2 separate regions of the Homo sapiens genome follow, and region 2 is linked to region 1. Evidence: chromatin contacts called from ENCODE Hi-C or POLR2A ChIA-PET data. All regions are on one chromosome and are shown on one strand. Each heading gives the region's core, a stretch centred on a gene start or an enhancer-like site at or near the end of the contact. The rest is flanking DNA. Distances are from core to core; before and after follow the strand shown.

Region 1 (5,770 bases), core at 125-2,624:
AGTGGGGTATTGGAGATTTTTCTAAAAAGTTCCACCCCTTGGAACTTTGCTGTTTAGGTGGTAAAGTGTACCCAGCAGGCCCTTCTAGTCCAAGTATCAGGTTTCACGGCTTTAATTCCTGGGTGGAGAGAAGGGGGACTGGAGATGGGGGCAAGCAAAAGGAAGACATTACCCCCTCTCCTGCCAGTCCCTGCCCCACTTCCCTTCTCAGCCTAACCACTCTCTCAACTCTTGAAATATACTCTTGGGAGGTCCCGGGCCCTGCTCTCCCTCCAGGACTCCAGCATCAGGGCATGGGATTTTGCATGTTGGGAATCTCTCTGTAACTGCTCTGTGCCCCTGCTCCTGTACCAAGTCTCTGAGCCTTCTCTAGCCACCTGCAGCTGAGCAGTTGCAGATGTGGTTCCTCTCCAGCCCTGGCATCTCAAGAGTGCAGGCTGTCAGTTGAGGCCAGGCAAGGGGCTTCAGAGGGAGTCAGACTCCCCCTGAGCCATACCTTTCCCCGGGATGGGTGAAGAATGGGCAGGGTCCCTGCCTGGGGGATGACACATTAGGATAGCAGGATTAAGATTTGCCAGGGTGTTCCCAAACCGAGTGCCATGGGCCTCACAGCAAAGGCATCCTGCTGGGAGTTAAGCATGAGGACGAAGCAGTGAGTTGCTTGAAGTCAGGTGCCCTGTGTTCCCTGTTCCCCATGATATATCTAGCACTGAAGACAGTTTCTGGCATAGCAGGGATGCAATCAACCTTGGTTGAGTGGGTACATCAATAAGGCTGGGGGGAAAGGGGTTGATGGTCAAAGGGCCTAAGAGTTGCTATGTGAGCCCCACCCTCCCCTCCCCTCTATTTCCTGGGGTCTGGGGGTTCTGAGGCTGAAAGTAGGGCAGGCTTTGTGGCATAGATCTGCTTTGAAATCAGTCCCAGAGCCAGTTCTCACCCTTGGTGGGGACTGCAGATGCTTCCAGCGGCTACCATCACTTGTCTCAAACCACAGGAGTGTGTAGGAAAGAGTTCTGGATCTGGAGGGCTGTGGCCCTAAACCTGGGGGCTGCTCTTACCTGCTGGCGGATCTTAAGCCAGTTACTGAAACTTTCCCAGCGTCAGTTTCCTCAACTGTAAAACAGGAATAATAATTACTTCACAGTATTAAGAAGAATAATAAGGCCAATAATCTGGCTGTATAAAAACCGCCTATTTGATAACAATTACGATTTAAAAGCAGCTGTAGGGGCTCCCGGCAGGAGTGGCTGCCGGCTTGGGGTTGACGCCTCCCGCTCCGTCGGGACCGTGTGCGCGAAGGTGCCACCAGGCGGCGCGCTGCCGCTTACGCCTCCCCGTGGCCGCCAGTCTCCCTCCTCCGGCGATGGGAGAATTGTCCTGGCCCCACCCCGCCTGGGGCCGCCCTGACAGAGTCCTTGTCCCGGGTTGTCAGGGGAAGTGGCACTCAGACGACTCCGTTTGCAGGATCTTGAGTGGGAAGGCTTGGGAATGAGTTCACGGTGCCTCCCCTGAGTCGTTCGGTCCAGAACGGACCCCAAAAACCTGGACCCTGGAGAAGGGAAGCGCCTAAAGCTGAAGTCCTTAACGCTTTACCATCTCTTTGTAATAATATTATCAGAGCTAAGGTTGAGTGCTTACTATATGCCAGGTACTATTCTAAATCTCTTCGGCCGGGCACAGTGGCTCCCGCCTGTAATGCCAGCACTTTGGGAGGCGGAGGCGGGCGGATCACTTGAGGTCAGGAGTTCAAGACCAGCCTGGCCAACATGGCGAAACCCCATCCCTACTAGCAATACAAAAATTAGCTAGACATGGTATCGTGCTCTGTTAATCCCAACTACTCGGGAGGCCGAGGCACGAGAATCGCTTGAACCCAGAAGGCAGAGGTTTTCTGTGAGCCGAGATCGTGCCACTGCACTCCAGCCTGGGCGACAGAGTGATACTCTGTCTCAAAAAAAAAAAAAAAAAAAAAAAAGTACCGCTTTAAACATTTTAAAGTGCACAATCCAGTGGTTTTTAGTATATTCCCAATGTTGTGCAGCCATCACCACTACCTAATTGGAGAACATTTTTATCACCTCCAAAAGAAACCCCATACCATTAACCCCATTCTCCCCTCCCCCAGCCCCTGGCACCCACTAATCTACTTTCTATCCTATTCTGGACATTTCATATAAATGGAATCATACTATATGTGGCCTGGGTCATTAAACTTGGACTCTTAACCTCTACTAAGTACTGTGACAACCTTCTTCCTTCCATCCTTCTTACCCAGTCTTTTCCACCAACCCCTCCAGGGTCTTCTCACTGCTGTTCAGGCAATGCAAGCCGTTGGTCACAAAAGCCTTGGGCTCAGGCAGATCCGGGTTCAAATCTCAATTCTGTCTTGGACATTATAACTTATTTATCGCCTCTGCTGTCACCTTCTCAAAATTCTTTTATTGTTGTAAATGTTTAAAAGGCCATCTTTTCATTTTAGAAGAGTTTTAGTTTTACAGAAAAATTGCAAATATAGTACAGAAAGTTCCCATATGCCCCTCACCCAGTCTCCTTAATTATTAACCTCTTACATTAGCATGGTACCTTTACTACAATTAATGAACCACTGATACATTATTATGTGCTAAAGTTCATTCAGATCTCCTTAGTTTTTACCTAATGTCCTTCTGTTTTCTGTTCCAGGATCCCATTCAGGATCCCACATTGCATACAGTCATTGTGACTCCTCAGGCTCCCCTTGGCTGTGACAGTTTCTCAGTCTTTCCTTGTTTTTGATGACCTTGACACTTTTGAGAATTATTCATTGGGTATTTTGTAGAATGTCCCTCAACTAGGATTTATCCATTTCATAATTCTTAATAATTTGGAAAAAAGGGCTCTGATTTCCACTTTATACTGGGCCCTGGAGATTATGTATCCAGTCCTGCTTATGCTTTATGGGGCAGAGAAAAGGCAGGCTGAGCCAGAGCTGGCACATGCAGCAGGCTGTAGCTAGCATGCCCTGGCATTGCCGGGGGTGGGGATTGGGGGGCTTATCTGAGTGGGGGATGCTGGAAGCTAGACCTAGGAGTGAGAAGGAAACCTTAAACATGGAGAACTCAGGAGGGAGTCCAGGCAGAGCAAACCACGTGAGCAAAGGCCTAGAGTTATGTATGTGATGGTATGGTCAGGAGGTGGCCACATCCTCATACTGCCCCTCAAACAGCACACCAGAAGGCCAAGAAGGGAAAAATCTCTACACAAGGGCAAGGCCTGCAGTGCTAGAGATGAGATTTGATTCTGTAAGAAACAGGAGTCATGGGTGCTGATTGAGCTGGAGAGAGGCCTCATTGGAGCTGTGCCATGGGAGCTTCCTTGCAGCTGGATGTCAGGGCAGACTGAGCAGGAGCCAACAAGGTGGCCACTGCATGCTCCTGGGACAATGGGGCCTTGGCCCAGGGATTCAGGTGGCAGAAAGTAGGGACTCTGCAGAGGGAGAAAGAGTTCCCCAGATTTGGTGCCTGAGGGAGGGTGGGTACTTAGGGATGGAGGAAGGGAGGGGAGCTGGGTCGAGTGGCAGAGGTTGCAAGGAGAGACATGGTGAAAGGAGGAGGATGGCTGGGCTGGGGAGAGGGTGGTGGATTTGGGTTTGGACTTGGTGAGTTAAAGGTCCCTGTGGACTTCCCAGCACATAGCAGTGAGCACAGGACTGACTGATGCTACAGGAGTGGTCAATATCTTAAGAAATAAGCATGCTAGCTAGTGTATGCTGGGTGTATTAGTCAGGGTTCTCCAGAGGGACGGAACCCATAGGATATATGTATGTATATAGGGAGAATAGGCTCACATGCTCACAAGACGAAGTCCCATGATAGGCCGTCTGCAAGCTGGGGAAGAGAGAAGCTGGTAGCAGCTCAGTCCGAGTCCGAAAGCCTCAAAACCAGGGAAGCAGATGATGCAGCCTTCAGTCTGTGGCCAAAGGTGTGAGAGCCCCCGGCAAGCCACTGGTGCAAGTCCCACAGTCCAAAGGTTGAAGAATCTGGAGTCTGATGTCCGAGGGCAGCAGGAGCCAAGGGAAGCATCCAGCACAGGGGAAAAAGAAGGGAGCTAGAAGACCCAGCAAGTAAGGTTATCCCACCTCCTTCCTCCTGCTTTGTTTTGGCCACACTGGCAGCTGATTGGATGGTGCTCACCCACATCGAGAGTGGGTCTTTCTTTTCCAGTCCACTGTCTCAGATGTTAATCTCCTCTGGCAACACCCTCACAGATACCCCCAGAAACAATGCTATATCAGTCTTCTAGGCATCCCTCAATCCAATCAAGTTGGCACCTAATATTAACCATCGCACAGGCAACTATAGCAAGCTAGAAACCCTGCCAAGAGCTCCGTCTGAGTTAGCTCCTTCATTCTCCATGATTACCCATGAGGAGATGTTATGATTTTCCCCATTAAAAAGTAGTTCTCATTGCTGGTATCTTTTAAGCAGGACTAGAAGCCATTAGTATGTACAGAAGTTCCCCACCCTTATCTGCGGTTTTCCTTTCCATGGTTTCAGTTATCCACAGTCGAATGAAGTCCAAAAATATTAAATGAAAAATTCCAAAAGCAAAACAATTCATAAGTCTTAAATTCTGTGACTTTCTGAGTGATGAAATCATCCCTTTGTCCATCCCTTTTAAAAATGGGAAAACAGACTTGGTTTCCCTGCTTAGCTAGAAACTGAGGCTAGAATCAAACCTAGGCTGTTGGCTTCTAAGCTTATATGTTAAACAAACACAAGACGCTGCCTCTTTAAATCCCCTGTGTGTAGTTCTTTTATCTTAATGACATGATTTCCCACTGATCATCTCAATTGTTCCTAGAGGCTGGTGTTAATCATGGCCTATGACAAAGGAAACCACAGCTCCAAAAGGGAAAATGACTTGTCTAAGGTCAGCTGGTAAGTACTGACCCTGAGCTTTTAGACGCACATTCTTATGACTAGTCCACGTTACCAACCTTTTCAAGGTTCTGCCTGGACTTACGGATGGGGAGTTATCTGTGTAGGGGGATGAGGAAGGGCAGAGGCTACATATAGTCTAACAGGGCTTAAAATAATGAGATAGTCCTATTAAACTTTCTCACTCTCAATTGTTTTAAACATTCCAATTTAAATGTATTCAGGTAAATATCAAGTTAATTTGTCTAATAAAAACATCAGGCCACTTCACATTTGTCCTAAAACTACAATGAAACACCTTTTGACATATAAAAATGTCTTTTGCCATTTCAAATATATTCAATTTCAGCATTGTGCATGTGATACTTCCAGTATTGTTCATGTGTCATGGACCCTTAATCAAATTAAACACAATATTTATACTATCCAGAGAGTACAAGATAAAGTAAATAATTCACTCAATGGGATTAATATGTAAATCAGCTTTATTTACAAAACACTAGCTCAAGAATTATAATACTGTGAAGCTTTCATTTAGGCAGAAGTGTAATCACTGAAGGTATAGCACTTCCTTAAACTAAAAATGAGAGATAATTAAAAATAAATTTGGAAGAGACAAAATTCCCACGTTTCTTGTTGTAGTTCTGGATTTTCAGTAGCAGGCTCTTTTGAAAGCTGAGTCAGCACTGAAGATAATTCACTATTATTTTCAGGATAAATGCCAAAGATATCTTCCAGTGGCAAGTATGCTGAAGGTGATTCACAGATGCTTTCTGAAAGACCAGGAGGAAGAGGAGGTCCCCGTGCTGTGGACTGTCCTCCTGGATACATTGGCTATAAAGATCTTTACT
Region 2 (6,598 bases), core at 1,633-4,132, 200 kb after region 1:
CTACAATAGAAGCAGGCAGAAAAATGTGAAAAGAGAGACTGGCTTAGCCTGCTAGCCTACATCTTTATCCCATGCTGGATGCTTCCTGCCCTCCATCATCGGACTCCAAGTTCTTCAGTTTCGGAACTTGTACTGGCTCTCCTTGCTCCTCGGCCTGCAGATGGCCTATTGTGGGACTTTGTGATTGTGAATATATACACATATATATATATTCACCTAATATATAATATATAATGAATATATATATGCATTATATATAATTATATATATAATGCATATATATATATACACACATTAGTTCTGTCCCTCTAGAGAACCCTGACTAATACAGCCAGGCTCATGTCCTTTTTAGTGATGTATCTGTTCAATTCTTTTATCCATTTCTTAGTTGGTCTGTTTATTTTCTTACTGTGGAGTTTTTAGAGCTTTTTAAATATATTCTGGATATAGATCCTTTGGCAAGTACTATATGTGATTTCTCTCAGTCTGTAGTATGTCTTTGAATTCTTTTAACAGTGCCTCTTTAATTCTGATGCCATCCAAGTTATCAGCTTTTGCTGTTCTAGATGTTTCTTTGGGCATCATCCCTAAGAGCTCTTTGGCTATTCCTAGATCACCTATGTTTTCTCCTATGTTTTATTTTTCTAAACATTTTAGATTAGATCTATGATCTCTTTGGGTTAATTTTTGTATAAGCTATGAGGTTTAGGTTGAAGTTCATTTTTCTCGTGTGGATGTTCAGTTGTTCCAGCACCATTTGTTGAAAAGACTATCCCTTCTCAATGGAATCACCTTTACACCTTTGTTAGAAATCAATTGGCTATATTTATGTGGGTCTATTTTTAAACTCTCTATTCTGTTCCATTACTCTATGTGTCTATATTTTTGCCAATACCATATTGCCTTACTGTAGTTTTTTTTTTTTTTTTTTTTTTTACAAATTCTGATTTCTGGGTCCCACCCCAGCCAAATAGAGTATCTGTAAGTGGGGGTATGGGGATCTGCATTTCCGCAAGCTCCCTGGGGGATTCCTGAAGACCTTAAGAGCTTGCACTCATGATCACAGACCTTTAGAACCATGTTACAGAGATTGGCTGCATCTTCATGCTATATAACTATTTCCTCTCCGGCTGCCTAACCAAGTGGTGGCCCACCTCTGCTGGGATGTCTGATGTAATGGTGAGATCACCACTTCCTCAGGAAATTAGCTGTAATGGTGCTTGCTTCTTCTACACTGAGTTCCATCTTCCTGAAACTTCCAGCTGTAGGTCTGGGTTTCTTTGTCGCCTCCCGAGGCCCCTGACGTGGTGGGCACCATCTGGGGATGCAGTCAGAGCCCCTGTGCGGCTTTACCAGCATACGACCTCCTATTGCCCCCCAAAACCTATGCTGGCTTCCTCTCATTTATAACCCATCCTCTTCTCAAGTGTTGTTCATGCAAATGTCCTTTCCAGAGAGGCTTCAAGGTAGAGTGGGAAGCAACTTAGGAGTCAGATGTCAAATGATAACAACAGTAAGCTTTAAGTGAGAGTTTACTATGTAACAGACATTGTACCAAGTATTTTATAAACATCATCTCCTTTTGTCTGCACAAGGTCTTTATAATGAATTAGGTCATATTCTATGCATACACATGAATGTGTGTGTGTGTGTGTGTATGTGTGCGTGTGCATGTGCGTGTGTATTTCTAACCAAAAGGTAGTACACTTTACATGCTGTTCCGCACCTTGATGTTTTTTTCTCTCAACAATATACCTTTAGATTATTCCATTTCATTACATATAGAGTATTCCAGTGCATGGTTGTACTATAATTTAGAAAATAAACGTCTTTGACGGATATTTAGATTTTTTCCGATATTTCTTTTACTTGGTTCATTTTGGGAATAAATTCTTAAAAGGTGAATCTCAGCATCACTGTAAGTAACTCAAGGAATTGGAGCCACTGGGGTGGGGTTCAGGTGGGAAGGAAAGTCAGACTGTGATTCTTAGAGGAGGAAGGGATGAGAAAGAGGGGGAAGTTGAGAGGATCAAGGAGGACAGATAGTAAAAGAGCTGCTGGAGGGGTCCCATTTCTGGAGGCAGCAGCATGGAGCTGGGGCTGGGCAGAGCTGTGCGCTGCATGCCCCAGGGATGCCTTGGGGCTGTGCAGGTGGGTAGGGTTGAGGAGGGAGTAGAAGGCCCAAGGTCTGCTCCAAACTGCCATGCCCCACCTCTCCCTTTACCTCCCCACCCCCACCATACTTCCCTCCTGCTCTCCTTTCCTCCCCAGCCTGGGAAAATTCTGTCAGAATTAATAAACGCAGCAGATTGCTTGGAGATGGAGGGTGAGGGATGGAGACAGTCTGGGGCTCTGATATTTCCCTCATGTGCAATAATCTGGTGGTGAGATCTGGAATTAAAACCTCTTTCCTGGAGCCTTTATTAACATTAGCTCCTAATGCATAATTACCCGGCAAGCCCAGGGGGCTGATGCTTGTGTCGCCCCATCTATGCCTCTCTCCTTGAACAGGCCACCTGCTCCTTGGGGCCAGGAGAGCAGAGGCCCTGGTGGAGAAGGAAGGGCTGGCTCTTCCAGCACAGGTGGAGCCAGTCTGGTGGCCTGGGTTCCTGAGCTACTAGCCTGCTGGTGACCTTGAGCATTTCACTGTCCCTCCATAACCTCAGAGGGACTGTGGGGTCCAGGTATAGGTGGGGGTTCAGACGGAGCAGCCAGTATCAGACACAGCTTGGCTGCCTGTTCCTTTCAGCCCTCCTGGCTATTGAAGCGGTCACCATGGTAGTGGTGGGGTTATAACCAGCACAAGTGGGTGGCTGTGAGTTCTGACTGGCCCATCTCCAGGGCAGCCATCATCGTATCCTCCTGACTGTGACTACTAGAAACCTCTCAGGCCTGAGTAGGGCTGGGGAACAGCTAGAACTTGTTTTCTTCTCTGAAGGCAGGAGGCTTGTTGCTGCACGGCAGGGCCTCAGCTCTGCAGTGGTTGTTCCCACGTGGACTTGGTGGGCTTTGGCAAATGCTTGTCTTCTCTGTCCTTGGTTTCTCTAGCCCGACAATAAGGGTGTCGCCCAGGGCTCCTCCTCTGCTCCTCATATTCAGAGTCTGTGGAGGTGTCAGGAGTCCCAGAGTTGGCAAAAACACAGTCTGAGCAGATGAAAACCAAGGATAGGGTGTTCTGAGAGCCCCACTCTCCTGGGTCCCCATGTTAATTACCAGCAGATGTACTGGCTGCAGTCCTGGCTCCCAGCTGGATTAAGCAGGCAGTTTGCACACAACAGGAGGAAGTACCTCATTGTTTCTCCCATCAAGCTCTGCCTGCCATAGGGCCTTTGCACATGCTGTTCCTCCTGTCTATAATATTCTTTCCACCCTCTTATTTCCTACTCTTCCTTCAGAACTCAGGCCAATCATCATTTCTTACAGGAAGCCTTCCCTGACTTCCCCACTGAGGTCAGATTCGTGGCGCCCCATAAGTCTCCTTCATGGTGATTCTGAGTTGCTGAAATCAGGGCATGAAAAAAGTGGCTGTATTTTTGTGTCACTGAACTTAAGTTCTACTATAAGTGCCCATTCTGCCAGGAGGCAGGAATGTAATCGAAAGCCATTCAGGGTCCTCCTGCTTTCCCTGGCATTTCGTGTGCTGAGCCTCCCACGCCTCAGTGTTGGCTGCTCCCTGGCATCCTTGAACCGGCTCTTCTAGCACAGGTGCACATCCTTGTTCCTGTCCCATCTCTGCACCCACAGCCCCTACTGCATCATTACCAGCCTGACCTGAGTCCCCTGCTACGACCCATGCTGCTCCCATTTCTTCTGCTCCCATGTGATGCTGGGCACAGGGAAACTTGGGGGACCCCACCAGGTAGGGTGAACAGGGGAGGGGCGGATGCAGATTCTCTCTGTCCTGAAAGTCCCCAAGTGGGTGGGGGTGGGGGAGGAAGGGAAACAGTGACAGGCGTACCTCCTTGGGGGCCTACCAATCCTCAGTGCTTTTTCTGGTCCTTTCACTCTCCTCTCCCCCTCCCTGCCAGGCGCTGAGGCTCTTCCTGGAGTCTGGGGAGAGGGAGAGGTGCCATCTAGCAAAGGTCTGCAGCAACACCTGCAAACATGCTGCTTCTGCCCTGCACTGCTCAAGAACAAACTCTGTTCTGCTGCAGCATCCTGGTGGTAAGAAGAGGGGGCAGGGAGAGAACAAGATATACCAGAGAGGGCAGACTGTGGTGGGCACATGAGGAGGCAGGGTCATTCCGTGGTTACAGTAAGGTGATATTCTGGAGCCAGATGGCCTGGGTTCAAGCCCAGCTCTGCTGCCTGCCTGCTGTGCAAACTTGGGCAAGTTACTTTATCTCTCTGGTCCTCGGTTTCCTGTGGGACACTGACAATGTCCACCTGAGTCAGGATGAACCAAGGTAATGTGCACAAAGTGACTGGCACATAGGAAACATTCAGGAGATAATTGCTGTTCCCTTAAAAACAGCACTTTCCTTCTCCCCACGCCACCCCCATCCCCAGTAAAGCTTATCATTGCTTGGTGAGTTTGTGATTAGAGTCAGTCTCCCCCACCACACTGTGCACTCCAGGAGGGTGGAGCCAAGGCTGCATTGTGGACTGCTTGCTGGTCTGGGGTAACATTGTGTAGGCCCAGTGCTGGCACACTCTGTATGCTGCGGTTCCGGTTTGCATCCCTGATAGCCCTGCACACACCTGACCATGGCCTTGCCCACCTGTCCTGCCCATGGTTCTTCCAGGAAGCCTTCCCTGATACCCCCACTTAGAAAACTCTCCCCCAACCTCAGGGCTCTCCACAGCCCCCATCGAGAGTGTGGCTCCATCTTCCCCGGCAAGAAGTGCAAGTCCCTTGAGGCCGGGAGCTGCACCCAGCTCACCTGTTTCCCGAACTGGGCCCAGCTGAGGGGCTCCAGGTAAGGTTGGTCTCAGTTCTCTTTAGTGTACTTGAGCCCAGAGAAGAAGGCAAAGCAGGCCTTATCCCCATCTTGTGGCTAGAACTGAGACTCAGAGAGGTTAATCAGCTTACTCATATCACACAGCTGCCGAGGGGAGAGGTTGGGACTGGGACTTGGGGGACAGGACACCCAGCCTCTGTTTCCCCTCTTGACCCAGGGAGCTCACACTCTAACTGGGGGAACATAGGATGGGGCAAAGGAATCACTCAGAAGACAATGACAGATAAAAACAAAGTCACCATGAGCTAGTGCAGTCCTGAGACCTCTGGAGATCTTTTGTAAGAATGAGTGAGGAAATCACTGCAGGCCTCAGTGCCAGGATGAGGCAGGGCCAGGATCTCCCAGAGTCCCTGACAGTGACCTGAGGTACTGGCCCACCTGCCCATGGCTAAGGTCAAGGAAACAGGGCACCGCAGCCTTCACCCCGAGCTGGGGCAGCTTCATCATCAGCTGAGTTCCTGAGGACCTGCTATGTGCACATCTCCATCCTCCCACACCCTCCCCAGTTCTCACCATGACAACAATCACGTCTAAGGCCCAGAGAGGGGAAGGGACTCATCCAGAGCACGCAGCCTGGTGCCACAGCCCTTAGATTGGATCTGCAAGGAGCCAGGAGCCCCAGTGGCTCTGTTCTCAACTTCCAGACCATTATCTCAAGGTCCTTATCAAGACCTCCCCACTCTGGGCAACCAGGAGCCAGGATACAAAGTTTTAAGCTAGCCCCTCTCCAGCCGCAAACCCAGGTTGGTTTCTTGGGTTCTTCACCCTGCAACAAGTTGGGCCACCTGCTTTTTTGCAGCTAGACTGAAAGGCAATTGATATGGTTTGTCTCCAGCCAAATCTCATCTGGAACTGTAATCCCCAAGTGTGGAGGGAGGGACCTTGTGGGAGGTGATTGGATAATGGGGACGGTTTCCCCCATGCTGTTCTTGTGATGGTGAGTGAGTGCTCATGAGATCCGATGTTTTAAAAGTTTTTGGCGTTTCCCCTCACTGTTCTCTCTCCTGGGGCCATGAGAAGACGTGCCTTGCTTCCCCTTTGCCTTCTGCCATGATTGCAAGTTTCCTGAGGCCTCCCCAGTCATGCAGACTATGAGTTAATTAAACCTTTTTCCTTTATAAAGTACCCAGTCTCAGGTATTCTTTACAGCTGTGTGAAAATGGACTAATACAGCAACTCACACTGCCCTCTGGCTGGGCTGACCTAGATCAGCAGAAAATAACTCCTTCCAGGAAAAATAACCCAAACGCACCACCAGCTCCCTGTTCTATCCCTCAGGAAGCCACTGAGCCCAGCCGGGGCCCAGGCCCTCAACACTGAAGGAGCTGGGAGGGCAAAGAGGACAAGGACCCCTGGGTGAGGACCATGGCCTGAGATGGAAGCCCCCCTTCCCTGTCTCTCCCATGGCTCTCAAGCTGGCATTTAGTCTCATTTCATCTTCACGGTATCGGGAAGTGGCCATTATTGGCCCCAGTTGTCTGGGAAGGAACCTGAGGCTCCAAGAGGTAAAGTGATTCACCCAAGCTCACACAGCAAGGAAACAGCAAGGACAATGCTGGTTCTGGCTCCAGAGTAGGAGCTGGTTTCATGGCCTGCACTGTGTCTCTGAAGGTCCTGGAAGTCCTGCTCAGGCCCAC

What was found. A loop is a pair of places that touch in the nucleus more often than their neighbours do. ChIA-PET counts read pairs that join two places held with the same protein, here RNA polymerase II (POLR2A). Pooled maps may share reads with other maps.
Region 2: a map of heart right ventricle shows a loop between it and region 1 (4-fold over the local background). The contact joins two enhancer-like sites. A Hi-C loop is called at or near these places in 11 of 168 maps with a recorded cell type or tissue (Caco-2, HCT116, Right ventricle myocardium inferior and 3 more) and 14 of 50 pooled maps. POLR2A ChIA-PET finds 5 or more read pairs at or near these places in 1 of 52 experiments (WTC11).

The regions. Positions count from the first base shown.
Region 1 is chr10:71,204,780-71,210,549 of GRCh38, reverse strand. No RefSeq gene overlaps it. Among named protein-coding and RNA genes, the nearest start is that of UNC5B, 4.9 kb to the left of the region's middle. RefSeq lists a silencer at 1,220-1,279. Within about 2 kb of position 1,374, at least 2 of the 41 ENCODE cell types and tissues checked have a DNase peak (open chromatin) inside an H3K27ac peak, as active enhancers do; they include heart right ventricle, where a contact is called at or near this core.
Region 2 is chr10:71,010,460-71,017,057 of GRCh38, reverse strand. No RefSeq gene overlaps it. Among named protein-coding and RNA genes, the nearest start is that of LINC02622, 75 kb to the right of the region's middle. Within about 2 kb of position 2,882, at least 4 of the 41 ENCODE cell types and tissues checked have a DNase peak (open chromatin) inside an H3K27ac peak, as active enhancers do; they include heart right ventricle, where a contact is called at or near this core.